4 separate regions of the Homo sapiens genome follow, and regions 1, 2 and 4 are each linked to region 3. Evidence: chromatin contacts called from ENCODE Hi-C or POLR2A ChIA-PET data. All regions are on one chromosome and are shown on one strand. Each heading gives the region's core, a stretch centred on a gene start or an enhancer-like site at or near the end of the contact. The rest is flanking DNA. Distances are from core to core; before and after follow the strand shown.

Evidence for each region. A loop is a pair of places that touch in the nucleus more often than their neighbours do. ChIA-PET counts read pairs that join two places held with the same protein, here RNA polymerase II (POLR2A). Pooled maps may share reads with other maps.
Region 1: a pooled map shows a loop between it and region 3 (6-fold over the local background). The contact joins the enhancer-like site here to the promoter of WDR43 in region 3. A Hi-C loop is called at or near these places in 1 of 168 maps with a recorded cell type or tissue (CD8-positive, alpha-beta T cell) and 6 of 50 pooled maps. POLR2A ChIA-PET finds 5 or more read pairs at or near these places in 4 of 52 experiments (CD4-positive, alpha-beta T cell, PC-9, activated CD4-positive, alpha-beta T cell and 1 more).
Region 2: a pooled map shows a loop between it and region 3 (4-fold over the local background). The contact joins the enhancer-like site here to the promoter of WDR43 in region 3. A Hi-C loop is called at or near these places in 1 of 50 pooled maps. POLR2A ChIA-PET finds 5 or more read pairs at or near these places in 2 of 52 experiments (HEK293 and T-cell).
Region 4: a loop to region 3 is called in a pooled map, with 17 times the contacts of the local background. The contact joins the enhancer-like site here to the promoter of WDR43 in region 3. A Hi-C loop is called at or near these places in 8 of 50 pooled maps.

What each region holds. Positions count from the first base shown.
Region 1 is chr2:28,618,083-28,625,160 of GRCh38, forward strand. PLB1 (phospholipase B1) reads left to right here. Exons shown (of 58, transcript NM_153021.5): 46 at 259-317; 47 at 2,183-2,250; 48 at 2,518-2,561; 49 at 2,797-2,896; 50 at 6,975-7,026. Among named protein-coding and RNA genes, the nearest start is that of PLB1, 130 kb to the left of the region's middle. RefSeq lists enhancers at 3,708-3,797, 6,748-6,897, 6,988-7,078. Within about 2 kb of position 3,614, at least 34 of the 41 ENCODE cell types and tissues checked have a DNase peak (open chromatin) inside an H3K27ac peak, as active enhancers do; they include CD4-positive, alpha-beta T cell, CD8-positive, alpha-beta T cell and PC-9, where a contact is called at or near this core.
Region 2 is chr2:28,525,373-28,532,056 of GRCh38, forward strand. It overlaps PLB1 (phospholipase B1), which reads left to right. Exons shown (of 58, transcript NM_153021.5): 6 at 533-573; 7 at 3,945-4,035; 8 at 4,356-4,407. Among named protein-coding and RNA genes, the nearest start is that of PLB1, 33 kb to the left of the region's middle. Within about 2 kb of position 3,064, at least 5 of the 41 ENCODE cell types and tissues checked have a DNase peak (open chromatin) inside an H3K27ac peak, as active enhancers do.
Region 3 is chr2:28,891,913-28,898,754 of GRCh38, forward strand. WDR43 (WD repeat domain 43) reads left to right here and starts at 2,755. Exons shown (of 18, transcript NM_015131.3): 1 at 2,755-3,011. The coding sequence starts at 2,787. RefSeq lists silencers at 2,739-2,818, 2,959-3,018, 3,059-3,108, 3,129-3,248 and enhancers at 2,899-3,522, 3,349-3,448, 3,523-4,144.
Region 4 is chr2:29,311,284-29,318,107 of GRCh38, forward strand. All of the region lies in intron 8 of ALK (ALK receptor tyrosine kinase), which reads right to left. Among named protein-coding and RNA genes, the nearest start is that of CLIP4, 200 kb to the left of the region's middle. Within about 2 kb of position 3,633, at least 6 of the 41 ENCODE cell types and tissues checked have a DNase peak (open chromatin) inside an H3K27ac peak, as active enhancers do.

The DNA.
Region 1 (7,078 bases), core at 2,364-4,863, 270 kb before region 3:
CCCTGCAGCTGGAACTTTCCTGGACCACCCCAATGTCAATCAGGCTCTTCTGAGGGTGGATGATAGCCATGGAACCCATTCCCTGCAGTGCCTTGGTTGGTCTGAATGAATGGGAGGGGCAAAACTGCTAAAGCCTTAAGCTGAAAATAAGTACAATGGGGAGCAGTGGGACAGAGTTATAGACTTCTGGTAAAATGTGTACTTTAAGAGGTAGATACCCCCAGCCCCCACAACCACCTCTCTGCTTGTCTCCCCTAGTCCACCAGCTCCGACCAGCAGACATCAAAGTGGTGGCCGCCCTGGGTGACTCTCTGACTGTGAGTAGTGAGCCATGAACCAGGATGGGCAGCTCAGAGTCCAGCCAGGCCCTGCGCAGAATCTGTGCTTCCCCAGCATTGGCTCCGCTTTCAGTGCTGAGCCCGTGTTACTGAGGGCCTACCCATGTCAGGCACTGAAACACAGCCAGGAGATGTAGAATGCCCTGTCTCGCCACCTTCCCAGTTCTGCTCAAAGCCCCCTCGTCCATGAGGCCTCCCCTCAATTCCCCAGGGAGAAGCAATCCCCGCCTTCCCCACTGTTCACAGGCGTTTTGTTGGTGTGTGATGGCACTCATTCAAGTCTGCCTGCCTTCATCAGGGGACTCATCTCCATCTACCCAGACTCAGAGTGGCAGGTCTTACACACACACTGCCCCATGCTCCCTACTCCATTTAAGGACATGTGCTTTGGGGCAGAGGGAGCCCGGTTCCTCACACATAGCACAGTCTTGCTAAGTGAATTGTGTTCGCCAATTACTTAGCCATTGTTGTGTACACCAACACTCTATTAGCAATTCTAAGGGAAATGAGGTATGAAACACAGTCATAGCCCCCCAGCAACCTGTCTGGCTGGAAAAACAAGAAACGTACACAGAAAGAAATGCATAGTCACATAGATGACATATAGGACTTGGATGTTTTATTTTTATTTTTTAACTTCTAAGTTCAGGGGTACATGTGCAGGTTTGTTACACAGGTAAACTTGTGGCATGGGGTTTGTTGCACAGATTATTTAATCACCCAGGTATTAAGCCTGGTACCTATGAGTTATGTTTCCTGATCCTCTCCCTCCTCACACCCTCCACTGTCTGATAGGCCCCCGTGTGCGTTGTTCCCCTCCACCTAGGACTTTTAAAATAGGGTAGTTATTTCGGTAGAAACAAACACCAGCCCCACATGTGTGTGAATGTGTTTCCATTTTGGCATGAACATGGAAAAAGATGTGGAAAGGCACATATGAGTCTGTTCACCACTAATGAGCTCTGGTGGTATTTGCATGTGGGTGAGGAGGGAGTGTGGAATCTGTGGCAAGGGGCAGGATTCTTAAGGTAGGGGTAGATTATTCGTTTGTTTAAATATTTGTATCATTTCACATCTGTTACTTTTGTAAATTTCAAGGTTTTGTTTTTTTTTTTTTTTTTAAGACAGGGCATTTAGAGAAAGCTGTATAGAGGAGATAGGAACTGATGAGGGTCTTAGAGAACGAATTTGGAAATGTAAGCTGCTGGAAAGGAGGGAGTTCAGCATTCCATGAGGGTATGGGAGTGGGTGGTAATGGGGTAGACCAGCTCAAGGCCCTCAGGCTTCCAAAATAATGGCAGGTAATTAGCTTAGCCCTGAAGATTTGTGTGGACTGGGAAGGAGGGAGCAAACAAGGGTAAGGAAAGTAGAAACCAGATTATGGTGACCTCAGAAGATTGGTGGTGGGATTTGGCTTTAATCTTGAAGGTAAGGGAGACTCATTGAAGGGTCAGGGCTGGGGTTGGGGAACATGAAGAAAGAGGCATGTGCAGGAGTAACAGAAACTGGAGTCAGTTCACTCAGGCAGGAGGCCAGCGTATTGCCCGTGGCAGGGAGGTGAGGGTCTCAGTTAGGAACACGGCAAAGGGAACAGAAAGAAAGGGGCGGGTGCTAGGGAGAGTGGAAAGGAGGAACCAACAGGACTTGGTTACTGGCTGTAGGTAAAGAACTGAGGAGAAGAATGTATCAAGACCACTCCAAGTTTAATATGGCCTGGAGAAAAGCCGGTACTATTTTTAGAAAAGGCAAATCCAGGTCCTAGCTGCTACCCCAGGGCCAGAGGAGGCTCTTCCAGTGCCCTCAGCCTATACCCCAGCCCTGAACTTTCTTTTTGCTTTTTACAGACAGCAGTGGGAGCTCGACCAAACAACTCCAGTGACCTACCCACATCTTGGAGGGGACTCTCTTGGAGGTGAGGATGTTCTTGATGCATGCTCTATTGATGATGCTCTCTCAGAGAGGTGTGAGTAGTGTGTTTCCTGTCACCCCTCCAGGGATGCAGTTGGGTCCCCAGGTCCCAGCGCTGAGACAGGAGACTCAATGCTTGCATTACCCCTGAGGGTGATGGGAGAGACGCCCCAGGGGCCCAGAACCCGGTTCCGGTTCTGGCTTGTGCATATGTTGACACAGGGAGCAGCATGTTGGTGTGAGTTTAACAAATATGCTTTCTCCTCCCCAGCATTGGAGGGGATGGGAACTTGGAGACTCACACCACACTGCCCAGTAAGTAGCAGCCCAGAGAGGCACCATCACTGTGGCCGTCCTCCCTGGGGCCAGGGCCTTCCTGCTGGAGGAGGGGAAGAGGAGGTTATCTGCAAGAAGGGAAGTCAGCCAGCCCTGAAAAGCCCCAGAACTCCTGTGTCCCACCCATGTCCCCACCCTGCATGCTCATCTCAGTTACTGTGAGGGTCCTGCAGGCTCTCACCTGTGCTCTTCTCCTCCTCCTCCTCCTCTAAAGACATTCTGAAGAAGTTCAACCCTTACCTCCTTGGCTTCTCTACCAGCACCTGGGAGGGGACAGCAGGACTAAATGTGGCAGCGGAAGGGGCCAGAGCTAGGTGAGTAGATGCCGTACAGGAGGGCGAGTGGAAGGCAAGACTGAGACATCAGGGTGGGAAACCGGAGGAGAGGAGGGTGGTGTCCAGAAGCCTGGTCCCAGGGGCAATAGCAGCTGTGCAGGACTTTCTATGTGAATTATCTCCTGAGATCCTCACACCCTTGGACAGGGGCACTGAGGCTTATAAGCTTTCCAGAACCACCAAGATTATCCAGCAAGTTATCAGAGGAGGCAGGATCAGACCATGCCTGAATCAGGAGCCTTTGCTCTGACCACTGTGCTATTACCGCCTCTCCAGGGCAGCAGGAGGCGCACATCTGCCCTGGACCCGGGCGCTGTCCCTGCTGGCTCCAGCTCCACCTCCTGCCCAGCAGGTCAAACGTGCAGGGTGGCTCTCAGCACCTCGACAACTGAGTGCATGACCCGGGGGATAGCTGCCCTTTCTCTCTCCCCACCTCACTTCAGTCTTTGGCTCTGAAAAAGCTATATTCTGACACTAGGGAGTTAGATGTCAGGGCCCCCAAAACAGCATGGTGGCTGTTTGTTTTCACTGGGATTTCTGTTGTTGACAACAACTCAGATAATTAAAGCTGAAATGCCTGACCAGGCTCATTGATTTTCTGCATGGAGCGTGCTGGGTGTATGCCTTGTAGAAGGATCACTATGCTCCGATCACCAGGGAAACGACACTGGCTTGACTCACTCTGTTTACAGGGAATGTTCCTTTCAGAAGTGGTAACGTGGGCCCCATGCTCTGTTTGAGTCTCTAAGCCACAGGAAGCGATGTCAGTTCCTCAACGTCACGAGCAGGAAGAAATTATTTTTCTGCAAAAACTGGGCTTTATGAGGTCATTATAGCAACATCTAATTACTGTTATTATTGTTATTATCATCATCATTTTGTTGTTCTTGTACAGTACAGGCTTCATTTTCCAGGAGGTGATTTCTCACTCTGTTGACAATCAAGCCCCTTCTTCCTTTCTCACTTCACTTCTCTTATTGCCTTTTCTATTTTACCGCTGCTCAGCTCCTCTGCCAGATGAAGTCAGTGGCCAGGGAAGTAGTTGAGAACATGGGGCTCCTTGTGGGTATCTCTGATGTCCAATGTTAGGGGAAAGGAAAGTAATCCATTGACTTAAGAAAGGGAGGTTGGATAATTGCTCTATAACTTTCCTTTATCTCTATTCTGTTGTTTATTAGCATAGATACAGATGAGTTCACCTAAAGAGAAACATACAAACCATAGCAGAACACCTAATATCATAGGGTGTGGGATCAGATCATTCGTGTCTACATTCCAGCTCCAAGGCTTGCTAGCTGTGTGACCTTGGGCAAGTTGCCTAGCATCTCTGAGTCTGTTTCTTCAGCAATAAATAGGGATAATAATAGTACTTCTCAGGGTTGTCATAAGGATTAAATGAGATAAATAATCCGTGAAAAGAATGTAGTACCACACATAATACCCACCAAAAAAGCAGTACAGTACAAATGTACCAAAAGTTTGCCATTTAATAATGGATCTTCAGTTTCAAAGTTTTTTTCATCTAACTTTCCTTCCATCAACCAATAAGAATTCATTGAACACCTGCAAAAGAGTGAACCCTAAGGTGGTTACTAAAAGATACAAAGGGCCAGGCATGGTGACTCACACCTGTAATCCCAGCACATTGAGGGCCGAGGTAGGTGGATCACCTGAGGTCAGGAGTTCAAGACCAGCTTGGCCAACATGGTGAAACCCCATCTCTACTAAAATCAAAAATTAGCTGGGTGTGATGGTACACGCCTGTAATCCCAGCTACTCGGGAGGCTGAGGCAGGAGAATCACTTGAACCCAGGAAGTGGAGGCTGCAGTGAGCCAAGATCGTGCCATTGCACTCCAGCCCGGATAACAAGAATGAATCTCCATCTCCAAAAATAATAATAATTAAAAATAAATAAAAGATACAAAGGAATCAAAAGATGAACTCCCTGGCCACGAAGAGCTTGCACTCTAGGTAAGGAGGCTAAACAAATGGGAAATAACTTTCTGAAAAAGACAATGCTGGGTATGGCAACAATGCAGTGCTTCGCATGGAGTACAATTAAGAGAACAGAAGAGCACACAGTATGAACTGCACTGTCTAAAGACAGATGCAGACCCAGAAGGGACCCCTGAAATCATCCAGTCCAACCTCTTCCTTTAAAAGATGGGAAAAGTCAATCCTAGCAAGATTCAGCAACTTGTACAAGCTCAACAGCAAGTTGGTAGCAGAGCTGAAAGTAGAACCACTGGTCCCTGGGGTAAAAAAGGAAATGCAAGATGTGTGGATCAGGGAGCCCAGAGAGGAGGCTCAAGGGAAAGTAGGACTTGGTCTGGGCCTGAAGGATGGGAAGAAGATGGCTAGGAAGAGGGGAAGAAGCGGCATTTGTAACTTCCCCTCCTACCCACGAGGGCTTATTGCCCATGGATTCTCTTAGTCACACCTTGAACCTGTTAAAAGGTTAAAGGCACTTCTGTGGTCACCTTTGACCAGAAAAGTCTTTCTTTATAGCTTTCTGGTATACTCATCAATAGCAATAATGTATGGGATACAATCCTAGATCTGTAAATTCTCCTTAATGAGAAACAAGGGTAGGGATGGTACCATGTGTGTTTGGCCACGTACCTAGCTTACCGTGGCCACCCAAAGATTTTCAGTGGCCAGCTCGCACTGGTTGCTGCTTTTATGGCTTCTTCCATGGACACTTTCATTGGCTATATCCCCTTTGCTGACCTAACTTCTCACAGACATTTCTTTAAACACAGCTTTATTGAGGTATAAATGACATGCAATAAACGTCACATGTTAAAAGGATATAATTTGGCTGGGTGCGGTGGCTCACGCCTCTAATCCCAGCACTTTGGGAGGCCAAGGTAGGCAGATTGCCCAGGAGTTGGAGACCAGTCTGAGCAACTTGGTGAAACCCTGTCTCTACCAAAAATACAAAAAATTAGCCGGGCATGGTGGCATGGACCTGTAGTCCCAGCTACTCGGAAGGCTGAGATGGGAGGATCACTTGAGCTCAGAGGGGTTGAGGCTGCAGTGAGCCGTGATCACACCACTACACTCCAGCCTGGGCAACAGAGCAAGACCCTGTCTCAAAAAGGATACAATTTAACATTGTACCTGTGAAATCATCACCACAATCAAGATGAAAAATGTGTTCATCACCCACAGGAGTTTTCTCAGGCCCCTTGGTAATCTCTCCCTCCTGCTCCTTCCTGTCCCTACCTCACACCCCAGGCAACCACTAACCTTCTTTCCATCACAATAGATTAGTTTGCATTTTTAAAAATTTTATATAAATGGGATCAAAGAGTATATACTTTTTATCTGACTTATTTAGCAAAATGATTTTGCGATGCATCCATGTTATTCGGTATACCAATAGTTCGTCCCTTTTTATGGCTGAGTAGTGTTCCGTTGGCATTCATATCGCTCATCCAGAACACCAAATGGTATTGTTTTATTTATGGCAGACATCAGGGGATGAAGGGAGAACTAATCCTGTCCATCCTGGTTTATTGGAGAGGGAGAAAAAAAAAAGTGAGGAGATGGGGAATGGTGCGGAAATCTAAGTAACCACAGAAAAGAAAAACAAAAGGATTAAAGGAGCAGAGAGCAGGGCTTAGAAGTAAAGGTTAAAGGAGTCATTAAGCCTGGAAAGGAGAAAACTGAGGGATAATTGAGAGCTGTGACTTTTCTCAAATATACAAAAGGTTATTTTTAAAACAGGCAACTGAAGAAGAAATGAACAGGCTTGGCTTACGAAGAAAGAGCTTGAGGAAGTATAAGGGAAAGTCCTGAGGGGAGGCTTGACGGGATCCCAACCCGAGTGGCCGATGAGACTATTGGGTGGCAGGGGCTAGATCAATGTGGCTCCAGGGTCCAGGGCAGCCATGTGATTGTTACTAAGCTGAGATTTCTTGAGAATGGAATGACCTTTGTACTGGTAACATCATTCTTCTTGAAACACCTCTCTTCCTAGGCCAAAATCCCATGTCGTGAGTCCTCGCTCCTGAGCCGGCACTAACGCCCCTCTCTCTACCCCCCACCTAGGGACATGCCAGCCCAGGCCTGGGACCTGGTAGAGCGAATGAAAAACAGCCCCGTGAGTACAGGCCCCCAGGCCACCCCTGAAAGGTGCCCATCTCCTGCTGGCT
Region 2 (6,684 bases), core at 1,814-4,313, 370 kb before region 3:
CTTATTAATGGGAAAGATTGGAGGCCAGGGAGGCTCAGTGCCTTGCTCAAGGCTACCCTCTGAGAAGGTAGCAGAGAAGCTCCCAGAACCCAGCCTCCTGCCTCCTTGTCTAACCCTTCCTCTGCCTGAGAACCCCAGTGGGTCCTTGGGGTGAATGAGGAGAAGTGGGAAAGGCTAATAGAGGGAGTGCTTATTTCTCCCCACAAGCTCTACTTGCTCTGCTCTTGGGGAACCATGCAGGGCTGGGGCCAGGCTCAGTCTCATTCTACCCTGGGGTCAGTTTCCCCTTGCAGCTTTGGACCAGATGAGAGCGGGTTGGAGGAGCGGAGGAGGGTCCAGAGAGAGCTGTTTTCCCCATTTTGGCTACTCCATGGCCACTTGAGGTGTGCCTATAACCCCTGGGAGGATAATCCCAGAACCAGAGCAAGGCTAGGCCAAAGACTACTATGAAATAGACCACAGCCAAGGGGAAGGGCTATTGGCAGGTGACACAAATGCAGCCTGACACTCACATGCCTGCTTCTACCTGCAGGACTGAAAGGCCACAGCAGGTGTGCATGGGAGTGATGACAGGTGAGTTGTGGTTTTCACGGCCAGATTTCAGAGTGCCCCTCTCCTTCCCAACACAGCAGCATCCTCTCTAATAAAGAGAATGGACACCACCAGCCACTTTATCACTGGAGCCCAGGAGAAAGGGGACGGTGTTCTGAGAGGACAGATCAGGAAGCCAGGATATGAAAAATCACAAACCCTGAATGGGGGTGTGCGAAATGTATCCAGGGTCTCTGGGCAAACAGAAGCCAGTGGGCATTGGGTTAAGATTGGGGAACCTAGGAGAGGGCTTAGGGGCCAGCTGGAATGGGTGTCGGGGCCAGAGTCCTGAGTTTCCTGCCCACCCAGACCCAGGGCTAGACTTCATCCAGGGAAAATGCCCGTGGTTCACTCCTCCCACCCAAGGGGAGGACCCAGCCGAATTTCCAGTCTATTTTATCCTGTAATATTGCCCTTGCTTGTAAAATACAAGACATCAGTTGGGTTCAGGCAAATGAAATGAAAAAAATAAAAGTCAACTATAATCCCACTATCTAGAGATAATTATTGTTAGCATTTTGGCCTTTTGATTTACAAATGTGCTTGCGAATATACTATCATAATTTAGTTTTTTTAAAATATAATATCAGAGATTCCTTATAATTCTGTTAAGTCACCCTGAAGTTAAGTCCTTTAACAGCAGCTGGGTCAGCCTAGCGGGATGTTAGTCTCCTATGCTTGGTGCTCATAAATCAAGAATAAGGGAAACCACTTCGCCGTCCGTATTAGAGCAAGAAGACGTAGATTACAATGCAAGTGCTCTGCTGAGCTGGTGCTCCATGGGAGTAATGAACAAGTGAGGCAGCTAGTGCCCTGTCAATTCAGCCAGTGAATTGAAAGGAGGGGCCCATGAATTGTTAGGTTCCCTGGAAAGCACAGGGATGAACAGGATGCTGGCCCTGCCTTACAGAACTCATGGTCCAGCAGGGAAGGTTGAGCCTGGCAGTTCAGCCCTCCTGGATCTGATTGACAGGTGAGAGGATGTTGGTGGCCAAAGCGGTAGGCAGGAGGGTCCCCTTGGAGAGAATCAAAGGGTTCTGAAAGGGGAGGCCCATTACCAACTCCGTGGCTATCACAGCTGTGCCTAGGCTTGGCCCTGTTTGTCTTGAAGTGGTAGGAAAAAAGAAGCGGCTTGTTTGGGGGGTGTCTGGGAAGATAGGATATAGTTTAGACCCTGAAGCCACAAATGCAGATGCCTCTTTGCCTAATTTCTCAGTTCGTCTCAATTTTTCCTCCCAATTTGCCCTGTTACAAGTCTGAGTGCCCCTCTCTAAGCAGAGGGGCCAGGAGTCCCAGCTGGCCAGAGGTCCCGCAGAAAGCAGGTGTGAGGGCAGATCTTGCTTCTGAAGCCCTCCGAGGCAGGCCTTACTCCAGCATACCCAATGGGGAAGGAGGGAGGAGTGGAGACCACAGCTGCAAGCTCAGCTGGGTGGCTGAGCCAGCAGGAGGAGCAGGTCTTCCCAGAAGAAAGTACTCTAGGGACATCCAGGCCTGTGCTGTGCAGCATGGGATGGGGCTGGCTCAGGCTCAGCCCACCTGACCATCAATCTCAGAACTTTAGAGGCCTCCTGATCTTTGAGATCTCCAAACGTAGCCATGCCCTCGCCCACCATGGCCATTTTGTGGGTGGCAAAGCTGAGTGTCAGGGAGGTAAATGGACTTTCCTGAGGCTATGTGCTCAGTAAGTGGCATGGTCCCTGTGAACCCAGCCCCACAGGCTGTGCCCTTTGTTCTCACCCCACTGCTGCCAGGGAACTTGGAGGCAGTGAGGACAGACCAAGTACACAGCAGACTTAAAACAAAATGACTGGCAAATTTACGTGAAAAGATCCAACGTCATGTTTGATCACAAAGCACTGACACAGGTACCTTTCATTCAGAAAGCAATCTCTTTCAGACCTATCACCAAATATTTGTATTTTGTCATTGATCCTTACAGACTATCCTCAGATGAGGGAGCAAGAGTACCCCTCACCCATGCACACATTCATGCTGTCCCTGTAAACCTGAACCCAGCTCAGAACTTTCCCCGCTTTCCCACTACAGGTGGAAAAGTGTTTCTTTGCAAGCCAATCGGGGGTTAGAGAATGAAGTTCATTATTTTGGGTTAAGGATGGGGAAAATTGAATCACCCACGAGTTAGGAGGCTGCCCAAGGTTGCAAAGCCAAGTGACCAGTCCCCTGACTTCCAGGCCAGCTCTCCCACCCGCACCCTGCCTGCTGCCTGCACAGTGTCAGCCTCCTTCACAGGGAGCCCCTTTAAAGCCACCTTCTGGATTCTGCTCCCAGGAAGCCCCGAGGCACTTCTGGATGGGGCAAAAAGAAAGGGGAGTTGGGGGGAGGAGTGGAGGCATCTGCCTCCCATGACACTCTCTCCCCGCTCTGCCCTCTTCCCTCTCAGGAGCAAGACACAACTTAACTGCTCCTGACAGCACTATTTTTAGCGGTCCTCTGGCTGTCAGCTCTGGGACATGTTCTCTGCATGTTCCCTGGAGCTTTCCCACCCTGCTGTCACTCTCAGGAGAAGGGAGGGGGGCTGGAAGGCAGCCCGAGTCCCTGTCCCAGCATCACTTTCTCTAATGAGGCAGTAGCACATGACAGTGAAAAGCCTTGGTGTCCCAGAACTCTGGTTCAAACCCCAGCAACCTCAGTTAGCTGTGAGACCCTGGGCAGCTCGCTTGATTTTTCTCAGTCTCAGTTTTCCCTTTCTCTAACTTGGAGATCATATTGCCCTGTGTTTGTTACTGAGGATTAAGTGAGATAACGCATGTAAAGCGCTTAGGACTGGGCCTGGCCTAGCATTTTATAGATGTTCATTTTTAGCTCCTTCACTTCCAGAGGCCTGCTCCAGAGGTACAGATAGCCTCACAGAGGCTACAGGGGTGGCCTCACAGTCCCAGGCAGGGTGTGAGGAAGGACCATGCCTTGGAATAGGGGCGGCGACCCCGGCAGCTCACCCTAGAGGAAGGGAGTCAGTCTTTTTTTTTTTTTTTTTTTTTTTTGAAATAGGGTCTTGCTCTGTTGCCCAGGCTGGAGTGCAGTGGCACAAACACAGCTCACTGCAGTCTTGACCTCCTGGGCTCAAGCCATCCTCCTGCCTCAGCCACCTAAGTAGCTATGACCACAGGTGAGCACCACCACACCCGGCTGATTTTTGTTTTCATAGAGACAGGGTTTTGCTCTGTTGCCCTGCCTGGTCTCAAACTCTTGGGCTCAAGTGATCCTCCTGCCTCAGCCTCCCAAGGTACTGAGATTATAGGCATGAGCCACCACTCCTGGCAGTAGGTAGGTCAGTCTTTAGAGGTGGCCTTCAGCTGGTGAAGGCCAGGGCCTCAAACCAGTTCTCTCTTTAGTCCTTTCAGACATCATCAGATATTTCAGTCCTTCTGTTCCAATGCCTGTGTGCCACACTGGAAAGAGAGTCATACCCCACGATGGTGCTGAGTAAGTTCCCTTTCTGTCTCTCTCTGAGGTTATGTGTTCCTACTGGTCTTCAACATATAGGTGGGAGGATTTGGGGGGCTGGCAAAGTCAAAGAGGCTTAAAAATAGAAGTATTTAAGTCAAAGCCCAAATGCCCCCTCAAGCTGATTTCAGGCTGCCTGATGAGCCTAATTTTGAAAAACAGGTCAATGCCCACCCTTCAGAAGCCAGGGGTGGATAAAGCTTAGAGACTGACACCTGAGCTATGGCAAGGGGCAAGCTTCCAGCCCTTAACAAAATAATATTTAGCCAATTTTTCTCTGTTTCCCTCCCTCTGCACAGAGACTTGTGGATTCAGGCTCAAGAACTGGTGAGAAACATGAAAGAGAACCTGGTAAGCATCCGTCCAACTCTGGCATGGCTGGGCTGCCTGGCTTTGCTGCAAGGCGGGCAGACCGAAGTGATGATGACCCTCGTACCATTTTACCATGAACTCGGCAACTAGTGTGACCTGGGTTCTTTAAAAAATGTCTCTGCCATTCTCTGGCGGTCATTAGAGGAAAGGACCAATTCTTTTTTGTTGTTGTTTATTTTTATTTATTTATTTATTTATTTTGAGACCAGTTATGAGACTGGCTAATTTTTATATTTTTGGTAGAGACGGGGTTTTGCCATGTTGCCCAGGCTGATCTCAAACTCCTGGGCTCAAGCCATCTGCCCGCCTCGGCCTCCTAAAGTGCTGAAATTACAGGACGAGTGATAATGCTCAGCCAAAAGGACCCATCCTCTTCAGAATGGTTTTCCTTGTGGTCGTGCTGAAAGTCAGCAGATGGACTAAATGACTTGTCCCACAGGGAGGTGGTGGAGAGCTTCAGTTCCAGGTGAGACTGGTTTGAGTTTGAATCTTGAATTCTCCATCTATTAGCTGTATGATGTTGGGTAAGGCACTTACCTCCCTAAACCTCAGTTTTTCTGTTTATGAAATGGGGTGATAAAAGAGCTGCAGCAAAGGGTTTTGGGAGCATTAAATGAGGTATTGGATGTGCCTGACACAGACTCAATACATAACAATGCAAGCTACAGGCTTTTATATTATTGTAGTGGCGATTGCTGTTATTAATAATTACCATATTAATTTTAGTTCTGAGTGTGGAGGCCTCTGTCACATACATGCTGGGTGCCTTGGTACCACTCTCCTAACAGTTCGTATACTATTTACTCGATAACCTATATAAATTTGTAATAAGCATCCTTAGATCTTTTGTGTTGCCCTTATGGGCAAGTATCAAACCAAGGCAAGCCTTGCTAGCAAACTGTATCTAACTAAGCACTGAGCCTGGACTGCTGGAACCAAGGGAAGCTGCTGTTTCAGCCAGCCATGCATGCATTAAAGCGTTCAGGAAGTGAAGTGAAGGTCATTCTAAGGCATATAAGGACAGGGATTAGAGCAGGAGCTACACCATAAAGTTTGTTTTCCTTGAACAGGAGAATTCCAGAATTTCTGAAATAATGATTATTCTATAAAATAGAGAAGAGATCCTGGGTCTAACCCTGTAATTTTCCAGATGAGGAAACTGAAGTTCCCAGAAGTCATGTGACCTGTGCAAGTTCACACGGCTAATTAGAGCCCAAATCTAAAGTGCCTGCTTCACAGTCCAGTGTTCCTCAACTACATCGTGCTGCCTCTTAAAAAGCAAAGTTTGTTTTCTGGTTACACAAGAAATGCATGTTCATAACCGAAAAAATCAGAAAACACAGATAAGCAAAAAGTAAAACCATCCTTAATCCTAATAACCCAAAGATAATTATGGTTAATAACTTGGTGTACATTACCTTCCATATTTTTTCCTAGCATATATATCTTTATATATTTTATAAAACAGGGATGTTACTGGATAAAGATGTTGTTTTTTGTTTTTTGTTTTGTTTTGTTTTGTTTTTTTGAGACAGAGTTTCGCTCTTGTTGCCCAGGCTGGAGTGCAATGGTGCGATCTCGTTTCATCACAACTTCCACCTCCCGGGTTCAAGTGATTGTCCTGCCTCAGCCTCCCAAGTAGCTGGGATTACAGGCATGTGCCACCATGCCCGGCTAATTTTGTATTTTTAATAGAGATGGGGTTTCTCCATGTTGGTCAGGCTGGTCTCGAACTCCCAACCTCAGGTGATCCGCCCAACTCGGCCTCCCAAAGTGCTGGGATTACAGGCATGAACCACTGCACCCAGCCAGAGATACTTTTTATAACCTCAAACAGATTTTCTCAACAGATTAGTTCCCATGATAATTACATTTTTCAGCATCATTTTAAAAGCTACATAGTGTTTCATCTCATGAGTATTCCACAGTTTACACAGCAGTCCCCTCTTTTGGACATTTATGTTGTTTCCAGTTTTTCCTTCTTATGCATAAGGCTTCATCATTGTAGCTGAATCATTCACGTATCCTTGTTTCCTTAAACTATATTTGGGGAAATGAAATAATTAGATCCAAATAATTAGATCAAAAGGTGTGTCTTTTAATTAAAAAAAAAGTTTTGGATATATTTTATCAATCTAGAGCAGTTATACCACTTTAAACTCCTGCCATATACTACTATTGAAAAAAATTCATACATGAGTTTTTCAGGGATGGGTGTATGAAATGGAAAGACATGAAAACAAAGACATTATTTTG
Region 3 (6,842 bases), core at 1,505-4,004:
TCTCCAAAGCTTTTTCTTTCCACTAGTCAAGGTCTTTGTTGCCTCAGTCTTTGCACTTGCTATTCTCCCCAGGTTGACTGCTCTTCCTTCTGATATTGCATGGTCTGAGTGAGGCTGTCCCTAATTCCTTTCAATACTTAAACTCTTTTCCCTCCTCCGGCTTTATTTCTCTTTATAGCAGCTTGCACTAGCTGAAATAGAGTTTTCTTTGTTTGTTTATTATGTGCTTCCCTGATTAGAATGTCAGCTTCATGAAAGCAGGAATCTTGTCTCTCATGATCACTGGTAGATTCCTGGTACCCTAAAACAGTGCCTGGCACATAGCAGGCATTCAGTTTGTTTGAGTAACTGAATGAATCCAAGTGCCAAATTAGATGTCTCAAATTTAGCATTCCCAGACTAAAGACACTATCATCTTCTTGCACAAAAATCTTCCAGGATTCACTATCCTAAGTGAATTGGGTCACCAACCAGTCTCTCCCTGTAAAAGCTCAATGAGTAATCCTTGGCCGTTTCTCTATCTCTCCCTTGGCCACTTGAAATCCGGCTCATTGTACATAATAAACACTCTTGAAACTTCCTTGCATCGCTATTTCTCCAAGCCACTCACCATCATCTCCACCTGGGGTTTCGAGCCTCCAACCTAGCTTCCTTCTAATACATTCATTACACTGTCTCCATGTAATCTTTCTAAAATGCAAATATTGGTCAGGCACAGTGGTTCACGCCTATAATCCCAGAACTTTGGGAAGCTGAGGCGGGCAGATTACTTAAGGTCAGGAGTTCCAGACAAGCCTGGCCAACATGGTGAAACCCCATCTCTAATAAAAATACAAAAACTAGCCAGGCGTGGTGGCACACGCCTGTAATCCCAGCTACTTGGGAGGCTGAGGCAGGAGAATCACTTGAACCGGAAGGTGGAGGTTGCAGTGAGCTGAGATTGTGCCACTGCACTCCAGTCTGGGCAGAGTGAGACTCTGTCTCAAAACACAAAAACAAACAAGAAAACAATAAAATGCAAATCTTACCATGCTGCTCCGTAGCTGTAAAAGCTTGAGCCTTCCCATGGCCATGAGAGTGGTTTTTATCTTTCCTGGCAGGCAATAGGCTCTGTGTGGGCTGAACAGTACCTAGCATTCCTTGAATTAGAATGCATTGATTTGGTGAATATTTAGGAGAAATATAAAAATCTACCCTTTATTTTTTGGATACAGGATCTCACTATGTCACCCAGGGTAGAGTGCAGTGGAGCAGTCATAGCTCACTGTAGCCTCGACCTCGTGGGCTCAAGCCATCCTCCTCCCTCAGCCTCCAGACTATGGGCGTGTGCCTAAAAATGTCTATTTGATGTAGCAACATGAGATAAATCTGGAGAAACAGGAGGGAATAGTTGTTCCGATCATTACTTTTACATTATTATAACTGAATACATTGTTATTTTGTAAATGATTACAGCCTGGAATTGAATAGGGGGAAACGGAAGCAGTTGTTACAATCATTATCAATTTGAAAGTGAAGACTTCTTTTCTCTCTCTTTTTTTTTGAGACAGTCTCGCTCTGTCACCTAGACTGGAGTGCAGTGGCGTGGCGATTTCGGCTCACTGCAACCTCCACCTCCCGGGTTCAAGGAGTCTCCTGCCTCAGTCTCCCGAGTAGCTGGGACTACAGGCACACACCACCACACCCGGCTAATTTTAGTATTTTTAGTAGAGACAAGGTTTCGCCATTTTGCCTAGCTTGGTCTCGAACTCTGACCTCGGGCGATCTGCCCGCCTCGGCCTCCCAAAGTGGGATTATAGGTGTAAGCCACCGCGCTCGGCTGAAGATTTCCTTCAAACCTTTCGTTCTACCTTATCATTTTCTTTAAAGTTTTAAAAAATTGTTATTTATTTATTATTTATTTTTTTAAGACGGAGTTTCACTCTTGTTGCCCGGAGTATAATGGCGCGATCTCGGCTCACAGCAACCTCCATCTCCCGAGTTCAAGCGATTCTCCTGCCTCAGCCTCTCGAGTAGCTGGGATTACAGGCGTGCGCCACACGCCTGGCTATTTTTTTTTTTTTTTTTTTTTTTTTTTTTTTTTTGAGACGAGTCTCGCTCTGTCGCCCAGGCTGGAGTGCAGGGGCGCGATCTCGGCTCACTGCAATCTCCGCCTCCCGGGTTCAACCAATTCTCTGCCTCAGCCTCCCGAGTGGCTGGGATTACATACAGGTGCCAACCACCAAGCCCGGCTAATTTTTTTGTATTTTTAGTAGAGACGAGGTTTCATCATCTTGGCCAGGCTGGTCTTGAACTCCTGACCTTATGATCCACCCGCCTCGGCCTCCCAAAGTGCTAGGATTACAGGCGTGAGCCACCGCGCCCAGCCCACGGCTAATTTTTTTATTTTTAGTAGAGACGGGGGTTTCTACATGTTGGTCAGGCTGGTCTCGAACTCCGACCTCAGGGGATCCGCCCACTTCGGCCTCCCAAAGTGCTGTGATTACAGGCGTGAGCCACCGCGCCCGGCCCCCCCCCTTTTTTTTTTTTTTTAAAGGAACAGGACTTGATCTTAATTCTACAATTACTTTCTCCCATACTCCCACTCCCGCCCAGAACAAGATAGCGACAGGCCCTAGCGGGCCACCGTCCACAGGGCGGATCCGCCAGAAGCTCTCCTGCGACGCGAAGATCCACTCCCTGAGCCCCCGGCGCTCCCTCCGCCTCACTTCCTCCTCCAGGCTCCGCCCCGCGCCGGTGCGCCTGCGCACGGACGAACACGTGGCTGCAGCGGGGCCAGAGCAGCAATGGCGGCGGGCGGCGGCGGTAGCTGCGACCCCCTGGCCCCTGCTGGGGTCCCTTGCGCCTTCTCCCCGCACAGCCAGGCCTACTTCGCTTTGGCCTCTACCGACGGTCACTTACGAGTATGGGAGACGGCCAACAACCGGCTGCACCAGGAGTACGTGCCTTCCGCGCACCTCAGTGGTACCTGCACCTGTCTGGCCTGGGCGCCAGCGCGGCTGCAGGCCAAGGTAAAGCGAGCGGGACTGCGCGGGGCGGGCGCCTTCCCGGGCTCGGCTTCGGGCCTCCGGGCCGGGTGGCGCGTGGTCCGGCATCGCGCGTGGCTCTCAGCGGCCCGGGCCAGAAGGCTTGGAGGCGGCGTCGGCGCGTTCAGGGCCCAAGCCGCCAGCCCCGCGTGCGGCCTGCCGCGAGGGCAGTGAGGGAGGGCGCAGCTCGACCCGGCCGGCCTCGTATCCGAGCCCTGCCGGCTGGCCCAATGAGGCCTGGGCCCCACTGTTGACGGGCAGCCATGTTCGCCAAGTCCCCTGGTCCCCCTGGGGCGGCTTCCTTCTGCCGGGCCTTGGCTCATCAGAGTTCTGGTTTTTGACAGAGCCCCATCTTGGGACTATCTAACTTTCCTCTGTCTGTGATCCGGCTCATCAGTTTTGCACTGGGCAGTTGGTATGGACTAGTCTGTACTTGCTTCCGGACCTTCCCCCTCCTGCCCCCCCTTTGGGTGCCGGCTCACCACGTGTTCTCGTCCCCGTCCAGGTTGTGGGACTCTCAACTCTTAACTTTTGCCTTTCCCAGGCACCTCTACATTCTCAGCTTTTTGAACTCACTGCTTTTTGATTTTAACATCTGCTCGCCCCTCCCGCCCCGCTTTCAAGCCGATCACACTGCTCCCCACCCACCCCAATCTGAAGTCTGTATTAGGATGTGGAGGTTAAGTGAAGTAGTAGCTTGATTTAGTGAATGTTTTATGAGTGCAGATGAAATTACCCTTAGATGGAAAACTGCCGAGTTAGGCAGAGCTTTTCATTGTTAGGGACCCGTGTCAGGTAAATGCCTTTCACTGTTGAGTCACTCAGCTACATCTCTCTAACTCAGCATGCACGTGGTTATTGCGTTTACAGAGTAGCCAAACCGAATCACTGCAAAGTGATTTGGAAACATCAGGTATCCTGAGGTGTGTGATGTGAGCTGTTTCAATGTGGAGAACTGTAAAAGCTATTTAGGATCTTACTCTCTCTGACGACCTGGGAAGCCTGCTAAATTTTTGGGTTGGGAAAAGGGATACATATAAGTTGCTATACTTTGGGCATGTTTAGATATTTTTCAAATTTTAAGCTACATTTTCATAGTTTATCCTGTTGATTCATAAAATAAACCTATCAGGGCTTATAAGTCAAACATAAAACTAAAAAAAAAATCAGTTTTTATTGTTAAAATTACAGCGCTCTGCTTATCTTTTATTTTCAAAGTTTTCTGTGGTTGTATTTTAACAGTCCTGTAAAGTGATAGTAATACTAATGCTGAGAGAAATACGGAGCAGTGGTTAGGTAGGTGCGTGGACCCAAGCTGGCTATATTGTCTATATTTGATTCTAGCCTCTGCTTCATAGTGGTAATTGCCCCTCTGGTTCCTCATTTATGAAATGAGGATAATAATATCTTCTTCATAGAGTGGTTGTGAAGGTTAATATATTTAATAATGCAGAGAACACTTAGAATAGTTCTTGACAGGTAAGTGCTTTAAGTGTTAAGTATTATTAATATCTGATATTTGTGTGGTTAGTCCTGAAGTGTTGATAAGGAACTTTCTGCCTTGTTTCGGGGAAAGAAACAGAAACTCTGGGAAACTAAGCAACTTGAATAAAGTAAAAAATGGAACCAGGATTAGAACTCAGGTCCTTAAGAGCTCGGTTCTTGGTTATCTGCAACAGATAGTTAATATTAGGTTGGAAAAAATGTCACCCACTTTGCTTTTCTGTTGAGTTTCAGTTGCATTGTATGCCCAAGAGAAATTTCCTAATCTCATATTAAAAGTCATAGTTTTGGATTATGTGCAACACTATGGTAAACTAGAAAAATAACTGGATTTGGTTTCATAGCCCAGACTCAAAACTTACTTTGTCATATTGAGCAAGTTGTTTTAATTTTGAGGACCTCATTGACAAACGAGAGTTGAGCTACATTAAACAAAATTTTTTTCTAGGTTTCAGCATCGTTTTATCTGCACTGTCTCCTTTTAACCACATGACTATGGAATCCCCTGAAATTAATTGCATTTTAAAAAAACTGATTGAAAATCAGAGCTAAGAAAGGTAAATGACTTGACTCAAGCCTTAATAACCAATAAAGGAGTGTGGCCTCTAGAGTCATGGTGCCCCGAACTCCTGGTCAAGTGCCCCGATTTTGTTACTCTCAATCTTGAGTCACAGAACTGAGAGAGCTGGAAGGAATGTAGAGACATTCCCTACTTTGAGGGTGTGTCCTCTTGGAGCATCAGTTTGACTTATAAACTAAGGAGAGACAGTTTTCTTGTATTAAAACAAACTTGCACATATATTATGGTATAAAATTAAAAAGTCATATGTACTGTAACAAGATATCTTAGAAAAAAAAGGCACATGTTAAGGTGCTCTCATCTTATTAAACCCTTCCTTTTATTTTACATCTTTGAGGCTTAGTGTATGAGGCATGAAAAGGATGTTGCTCTGAACCCACTTTCCAGCATTTTGTTAAGGTCCTGCTATATGATGACATATAGTACTCTCAAATTTGAAATAGAGGTATCATCACCCACCTTTTAGGATCCTCAGGATCAAATTAGGCAATGTATGTGACTGGTGTAGTATGGCCTAGTATGTAATAAGTGGCTTAATAAATGTTATTATTGAGTGAATCTGGACTCGTTTTACCATTTAATTTGGCATTTAATATGGTAAATCAATTTGTAAGAAAAGTATTCTATGTTTGGTTTAGTAATTGGCAGTTTGCTACGCAAGGACAAAGTGTGGTGATGATAACTCATCAATGGAGAAAGATTAGTTAGTGCTGGGTTTCTTGGGTAACGGGTTAAGTTTGTGGTTCACAGGTGTTTAGAAAAATTAGATTGTCACCTCTTGTTGGTCACAGAATGATTACAATACTTTGCATTCGTGCCACAATAGTTTTTAGAGGGTTTTTGTACGTTATGTAGCTGAGCATTCCATTTGGTCTTTGGAGCCTGGGGGAAGAGGACCTTTAATGAGGACAAGAAGATAGGAAAGTGCAAAAATACAAATGGAGGGACTCTATCTAGATGGATGCTGTTTTTAAGAGTTCCTCAAGTTTATGTGTGTAAACTGAGGCAGAAATGTTAATTATATTCTCTACCAAAGCCACATAGTAAAGTGACTGAGCCACCTAGGAACTGATGCTGCTATTTGATTGTCTTCAAACTTTTGAAAGTCTTCCGACTTTTCTGCTTTTCCTTCTCTAACAGACCTTGTCTGCTATTGGCTATCACAGTAAATGTGTTTATACTGCTTTGCTGTCACTGCAATTAAGATGACCCTATACAGCTTAGTACTTGTTGAATGAAGCACATGGCATTTCAGACATTGGACAGGGTGTCTGAGTTGGGTATCTGCATTACCATCCCTTAGAGATGTAGGGCAGTTCACATGTGCTGTGCAGTGGTCTGTCTTGAGGTCTTGCTAACAGTTAAACTTCCTAAGAAGTAAAGGTTGCAGATAGATCTGATTGGCAGAAATAGAAGTTTCTGTGTATTAGGACTTAATTGATTTGTTATAAATACTGTATGTGATTTTTTGTAAAATGAATACATTTTGTTCACTGTTATCTGTGAAACACACATGCAGTGGCAGTGAGATAGATGAAGAAATGGATTAGGAGACTAATTGCAGAATGAAACTTGAAACTTGGCATACTTTTTGGTGTCTAGAGTTCAGTATTTCTCAGAGCAGATTTTGATCCATTAGTGGATTATGTAATAAACTTAGTGGATTGTAACATTAAAAAAAAAACAAAATAGAATGGAAAGTATCAGAGTACTACTAGCCGTGGGAAGTTTCT
Region 4 (6,824 bases), core at 2,383-4,882, 420 kb after region 3:
GGATGGAGTGAGATCCTAAAGGTGGGGAGGCCTTGGGGCTTCCGAAAACGGCAGTGAGGGTGGGAGCTCTTCCTCTGGGTTTCTTAGAGTAGGGGCACATATGCTGCTCAGCTCTTCCTAGGGGTACCCAAAGCCACAGGGCAAACAGGGTGTAGCTTCCTGGAGTGTTAGCCACTCAATAGTAAATAATGAGGCATGTTTTTGTGTCCAAACAAATAGGTATGTTAAGGAATAAAATACAGAATTGACATTTAAGTTAAAAAAAGGGGTTTGTAAAAGAAAAGTCAGGCTTATGACGTTCTGCTCTGGGCCGTGTCACCAGACTTCCTCCCTGCCTTGAGTGACCTCGTTGACGGCAGCTGTCCCACTCCCAGGAGCTCCCCTGGGGAAAGTGGAGATGCTCTTGCATCTGGAGGACACTGTGGGCCTTGCTGGCCAGCTGTGTGTGGTCTAGGTTCCTCTCCTGAGCCTTCTCTCATTTATAAAAAGGTGACAATATCATCTTCTCTGGGGGATGGGGGCGATGTGGGGGAAGGCCCCTCTGTAAACATGTTGGGACTATATCAAGGTATGGGGTTATTGTTCTGTGTAGGTGTCTGCTGATGGGGCAGTGGAGCAAAGGGACTTTTGGCAGATTGGAGGAGGGAGCTCCCATGCCCATGCTGGCTGGGGAGAGGAGCTGGTGGAGATGGTGGACAGGGGTGGCAGGGCCCCCTTGGCTGCTGTTAAAGCATAAACTTCCTCTGACTCCAGCCACTGAGCTGGGCAACACCCCTCTCCACTGGCAATAGTTGGGAGAGGGGTGTTGCCATATTGCCAGGCTACCCAGGGCAGGGCAGAGGCCAAACCCTCCAGATTCAGGCTCCTTGGAGAAGGCAGGCTCCAGCCTTGGTCTCAGAATCATCACTAAAGTCAGATAAGAAGATAATAATAGTAATGGCTACAACAGAGTAGCAGAAACCACAGGTTCCATTTTTAAGCACCTAATTGTGTCTAGATTCAGGCTGGGCATGTTTCATATCTCCTCTCACTCATTTCTCCTGACAGCCCTGGAGAGGATACTGAAGCCGAGAACAGTGGGTCGCTATACTCAAGGTCTCCAGGCTAGAAAGTGGGGGGGCTTCCTCCAAGGGCTAAGGGACTTCAAGCCCTGTCCTTCCCACTGTACCACGTTGCCTTGGTGATGCTCCTTTTGCACTGGCCCCACATGGCCAGCTGGATTCTTCTGGTCACAGGAGATGGCGTGGCTGTTGGGCTGTGGGGCAGGAGGGAGGCAGCTCTACCTGGAGCCACCACCCTGCTCCGACTTGCTCTAGGTATCAGCATTACACTGTGGGAGCCAGAGGAGCCCTGTGCTTTCTGATAGGCCCAACATTATGTCCTCCTGGGCAGAGAGTGGACAACTTAGAGGGATCATATGCTAGCTTGGGGTCCTGACCGTGGTCTCCAATGCAGGAAGAGGCGTGTGCAGAGAACAGCATGTGTGAAAACAATCCCCAGCCAGACTAGCTGGATCTGCTCTTAATTTAGGCAAGCACTGACTCCTAGAGCTGGACTTGCTTTCTCCCAATTCAGGCACATTCTGTCACTGCAGAGATGTCACAGCATCAGATGAGATGGGGGTTGGACATCCACAGGAACTCTGCCTGATGAGTATCTTGGTCCCCAAATACCTGACCAAAGGGACTTGGGCTTAGTGAGGGAGATAGAGATAACATTACCCTGGAATCCCTCTAGCTTGGTACTGGTCCCCAACTATTTACAAGAAGGGTTTTACAAACACCACAAAGTGTAGCATTGCTTGGCCATGCATGGGCAGAGAGGCTGGTCCCAGGTGGGCTCTGATAGGGGCTTGCTTGTTCTTCTACCAGTCAGCCCAGAGAGGGGAAGTGTGCAATATTCTTCTCCCTAGATGGTCATCCGTTCTATGCAGAAGGTAAACTGGCTCCAGGAAATAACAACTTTATTTGCAATCAAGCCCATGAGGCCTCCTGGAATGGCTTCTCCTTCCTGATTTGCTAAAGTAAGTTGGATCACATGGGGCCGAGAATGAGGCCCACCCAATGAACAAACTCCATTTGAGTCCTGTAGGTGAGTGGCAGTGTCCCCTTGGTGGCTCAGGAGTTAGACCCAGTGACTACTCCCAGCCTGTGGAGAGACGAAGGGGAGAACTCTTTGTTTACACAATGGGGTGGGATTCTCTATCTGCCTGCAGAAATGAGGTGGTGGGGCTCTGAGTTAGGTGACAGTAATGCCAGTTCTGATGCTTTTGAAGCTCTCATCAACTCTCCCCAAGTTGAGAAGGTTCCATCTGTCTCCAGCAGGGCAGTGTGACAGGAAGAGCATGAAACTCAGAATCATAAGATCTAGGTTTGGTCTTGTGTTTATTAGCTGTGGGTCTTGAGGTGAATTTCATGATCTGGATGGGGAGCCCGTGATGCATAGGATCTGCTCTGGAAAACGAGTTGAATTCAATAGTTATGCTCATCTTCTTTGGCTCCTGTCGAGAGTTTGGTGGGGGCTGATAAAGGAAGGTCCCCTTCTGCTTTTGTTTTTCCTCGGTCTCATGCCATCTGATACTAAGTTTTCTTACTCTTATCCTCCTTTTCTTGACTTTCCACAGAAGATTTTGTCACTGAGTTTAATAAACTTTAAAAACACAGCAGTCAGAAAAGTTCCTCTCTTTTTCCCATCTTCAGAGTCCTATTTGCCTGCTGCCGAGGTCGGGGGCAAGCTTCAATAAGCCCAATCAACACAGCCTGCCTCTCGGCTTCCCTGCTTCTGCGTCACACTGAGAGGCTGGAGGGAAGGATAAGCCTGTTTCCAGGGATGATCACCAGCACCCTGAAAAGTCTTACAAAATCAATCAGAGAGCAATTTACAGAAAAATTCCCTGCCTTCGGGTGCCTTCCTTTGAGAAGGGCTTCAGGGATGGATGGCCAAGGTCAACTCCAGGGGCCATGGCGTCTTCTCACATCCCTCTGGGCTACATTTGCTGGTTTTAATGACACAAAGGATGGGTCCCCTTTTCTCCAGGCCCATGTAGACGTGGAAGGGGCCCGCTGGTCACCTTCTGCCTAGATCACAGCAGCTCCCCACAGCTAATCCAACCTGATTCCTTTTATTGCTAGAGGTGACGTCAGGGGTGGAAAGGTTCGGCTGTGTCCCAAGATCCCAGAGGGTGTGTGCACGCATGTGTGTATGTGTGTGTGTGTTTGCGTGTACATATGTATGTGTGAGAAGAGGGGAGACGCAACTGCAGCTCTGGCCAGGTAGGAAAACCAGCATTGAGGAACTGACCACCACAAATTGGGGGGATCCCATCTCATTTTTGGATCAAATTGCACTTCTGTAGCTCACACAAGAAAAACTGCTTCCATGCCTTGGAGGGGAAAGAAAATGAGGAAAGTCCACTTTTTCTCCTTGCAGGCCCAGAAGGCCTGAGAACGTGGTTTAAATTATTCTAGTCACAGGCAGGCTATTCAAATAAAATAGAATTTCAAACCACACGGGGCTTGTTGAGACATTCAGGCTGCTGGGGTGTGTGAAAGGCAGGGGGCTGGGGTGGTGTCAGCCGCCACTCTGCCGTGCTCTTTATTACCAGCGGCTGCAATGCCAGACACATCCGCGGGTGTCTCAAAGCCGAGGCGGATTCGAGCAGGTCTGACAGCAAGTGAGCACATGAAAGCCACTGCAAGCCTTCCCTCCCCGGTGGCAACTTTAATTATTTGAACTGGAGCTCAGAAAAATAAAAATAAAAATAACATCAGAATATATTGTAAGTGGCTCCCCAGTTTCCTGCAGAGAAGAGCTTGTGGCGGAGAGGAGGAACACAAAAAGAAAACCAAAACCACAGCGTTCTTTCTTGTTTGTGGCTGGGCGAGGCAGAGGTCTTTAAATATTCATGCCCCGTGTGTAACTGTGCAGAGAGATAGGAGGCAGCCGTGGTAGTCAGCAAGAGCAGGCTGCAGGAGCCTGGAGGGAGGAGGTGGGAGTGGGGCAGGCTTCTGGAATGCCCTGGAAGTTAGATTGGCACAAAGGCACACTGTGGCTATGCCTCCATCATGGGGGGCTCCTGACCTGGTTTCATATGCTCTCCCACCCGCTTCTCTTCTCCCCCGCCTCCATCATTTCTCATCCCTTTTCTGACTCATCTTTCTAAAAGACAAGTGACATCACGCTATTTGGGGCCACAGACAGGAGGAAAACTCTCTGCATGGGCTCAGAATGAATTTCAGTCACAATTGGCAAGCACACCTACGGCCAATAGCTCTGAAGTTTCAGTGCACCTCCAAATCACCAAGGATAGGGTTTAAAAATGCAGAGCCCTGGGCCCCACTCTTCGCGATGTCATTCAGTAGGTCCAGGGTGGGGCATTTGTTACATTTTCCAGGTGAATGTGACTGGTGAAACACAGAACTACTGGTTAACTCACTTTCTAGACTTTGCAGGAAATTCTTGAAGATGACACCAGTTCTTCTCTGGGAATCCACTGATGATTGTGGTGTCTTGAGATAGTGTACGATGACTTTAACTTCCCGGAGACCAGGACTGAGCTGGGTTTGAAGAAGGTCCTTCGTGGTAGGCATCAGCCTCAGGGCTCAGCTGGACCAGTCGCCAGTCCCTGTAGGCCTGATGCTCATCAGAGTCCTGTCCCCAAAACTCTGCCTAGTGTCCATCTTTCTGCACTCGGGCCCCATAGGCAACAGAGGCCCCTGTAGGGTTGGTGGGGTTTGAAAGCCCTGAGTGAACCTCACATAGTCCCCCAGAGAAATGCAATATCCATTTTTTTCTGCCACTGGGGTTTAGCCCGCCCGGGAGGAGGAAATCAACTTCCTGCATTCTGCATTTAGGATTCACATAAAATAAATGGTAGGGCTTACAAATCTAGAAATGCATATTTCTATTTTGGTTATTTATTTTCCTGATAAAAACATTTCTCCCAACATTGGGAATTCAAAGACCCATCAGCATTAGACAAATGGTCTGAAAACCTGAATGTGAAATCATATGAATATATATAAATATAAATAATGTGAGTGTGGAATGGACTTATTCCCTTCCTTTCATTATGCCTGCTGAGCCAAGTTCTGGAAAAGGGCAGGGAATAGCAGAAACAGCCCAGAGCAAATTAGACTGCAGGAAAAATAAAACAGGCCAGTAAAACGAAACACCTGTTTAAGCTATTGATCAACTCAAAGGTTATTAGAGAAATGATGAAGTATTAGAATAATATCATTTGTACCTTGACATTTCTTTTTCTGAAATTTGGCTCATATTAAACCCAGCGAAGAGTAAATTTAAAGACCAAATGCTCTTAAGGATCCTCCCGTCCTCTCCGGTGGGCCAACCATCTGTCTTCATTTATATGTTCTCTCAAAAAGCCTTCCTTTCTAGGTACCTGCTCTCAGACACCTGAGAAATATCAGCAATGACTGTGTAATTCCACCATCTGCATGAGATAGCATGGTTTCTCAAACACAATTTAATTTAATGAATCTATTTATTTGTGCTCAGAATTCTTCCAAAAAGGATTTAAGGTGGTTCACAGAGATACATAAAATCTAGTAGGATAGCATAGCCTAGAAGAGGGTGAGAAGGAAGTGGCGAATGTCGAGTTATAAAATCAAACCAGGAGTAAGCTGCTACAAATTGCATATCACAAAGTCCCATTTGCTTGCCAAGTGGAGCCTTGGTTTTAATTTAACCACTCCTCGGATTAAAAAATCATTTCTACATCTTTTCCATTCTTATTTGTTTTCTGTCTGTGAGTTTTTATTTTATGAGAAACTCGAGGGGCTTGATTCTGCCTGCATCCCTTAGCAGGGGCAATCCTGTTGTCTGTCCCTCTGCTGGCCACAGAACCACCACCCTGGGATTTCTATTAGCCACAGAAGGAGAAGTGAATCTGGTCAGTTTCACAATGTCTACAACTTGACAGGAAACAAATTGCTCAGAGGGTGCATAGCTATTCCTGAAACTGAGCCAGACAGGAATTTCTCCTGTGAGTGTCCAGAACGAGATGACTGGCCAAACCCAAACTACGTGTAGGTTTTCTACTACACGCAAGATGTTGATGCAGGTGCAGTGAGGGAGTACAAAGAAGCACAAGACATGGCCTGCTCTCTTGGAGCTTACAGTCTGATTTCTGGCTCAAGTTCTCTTCCTCTTCCCCCAGTGTCCTTCTGAATGTTGATACAGTGTGCCAGGCACCCTGTGGGCTAAATACTGCAGTGCTTACTTTGTGCCCAATGCTCTTCCAAGCCCTTTGGACATTATCTATTTAATCCTCACTCTTCAGGATAGGCACTATAAATGTGTTCACTTTCCCAGTGAGGAAACTGAAGCCCCAAGAGGTTAATTAACTGCCCAAACAAACTATACAATCAATCAGTGGTGGAACCCGACTTGGACTCAGAAATTTGATTCTAGAGTCCATGAGCTTAATCACTGTACCATGCTGGGGTCTTAAGTACATTTCTTGGCCCCTAAAGAATATGACTGTATGCTAAGGAACAGGGCGCCAGTCCCTCCACCCACACCAATGAGATAACAGCATCAGGAACCATTTGAGAGAGTAGTTTTGGAGGTACCTCACTGAATGCCATTGATGTCTTAGTGAAATTTATGTAAATCAAATTTTTGAGGATGTATAGTATTTACAATGTATTACAAGAGCTCAATGTTTTTAAAAAGGATTCTGTAGAAAGTCTTTTGCAATCCTTGTCACTCTCCCTTGTTATGCCATGGAAAATCTCTTCTGGGTTTGATTAAATCATGGTTCTACTGCAAGTAGTTCAGTGCAGCTGGGTATGGCTGTTTAA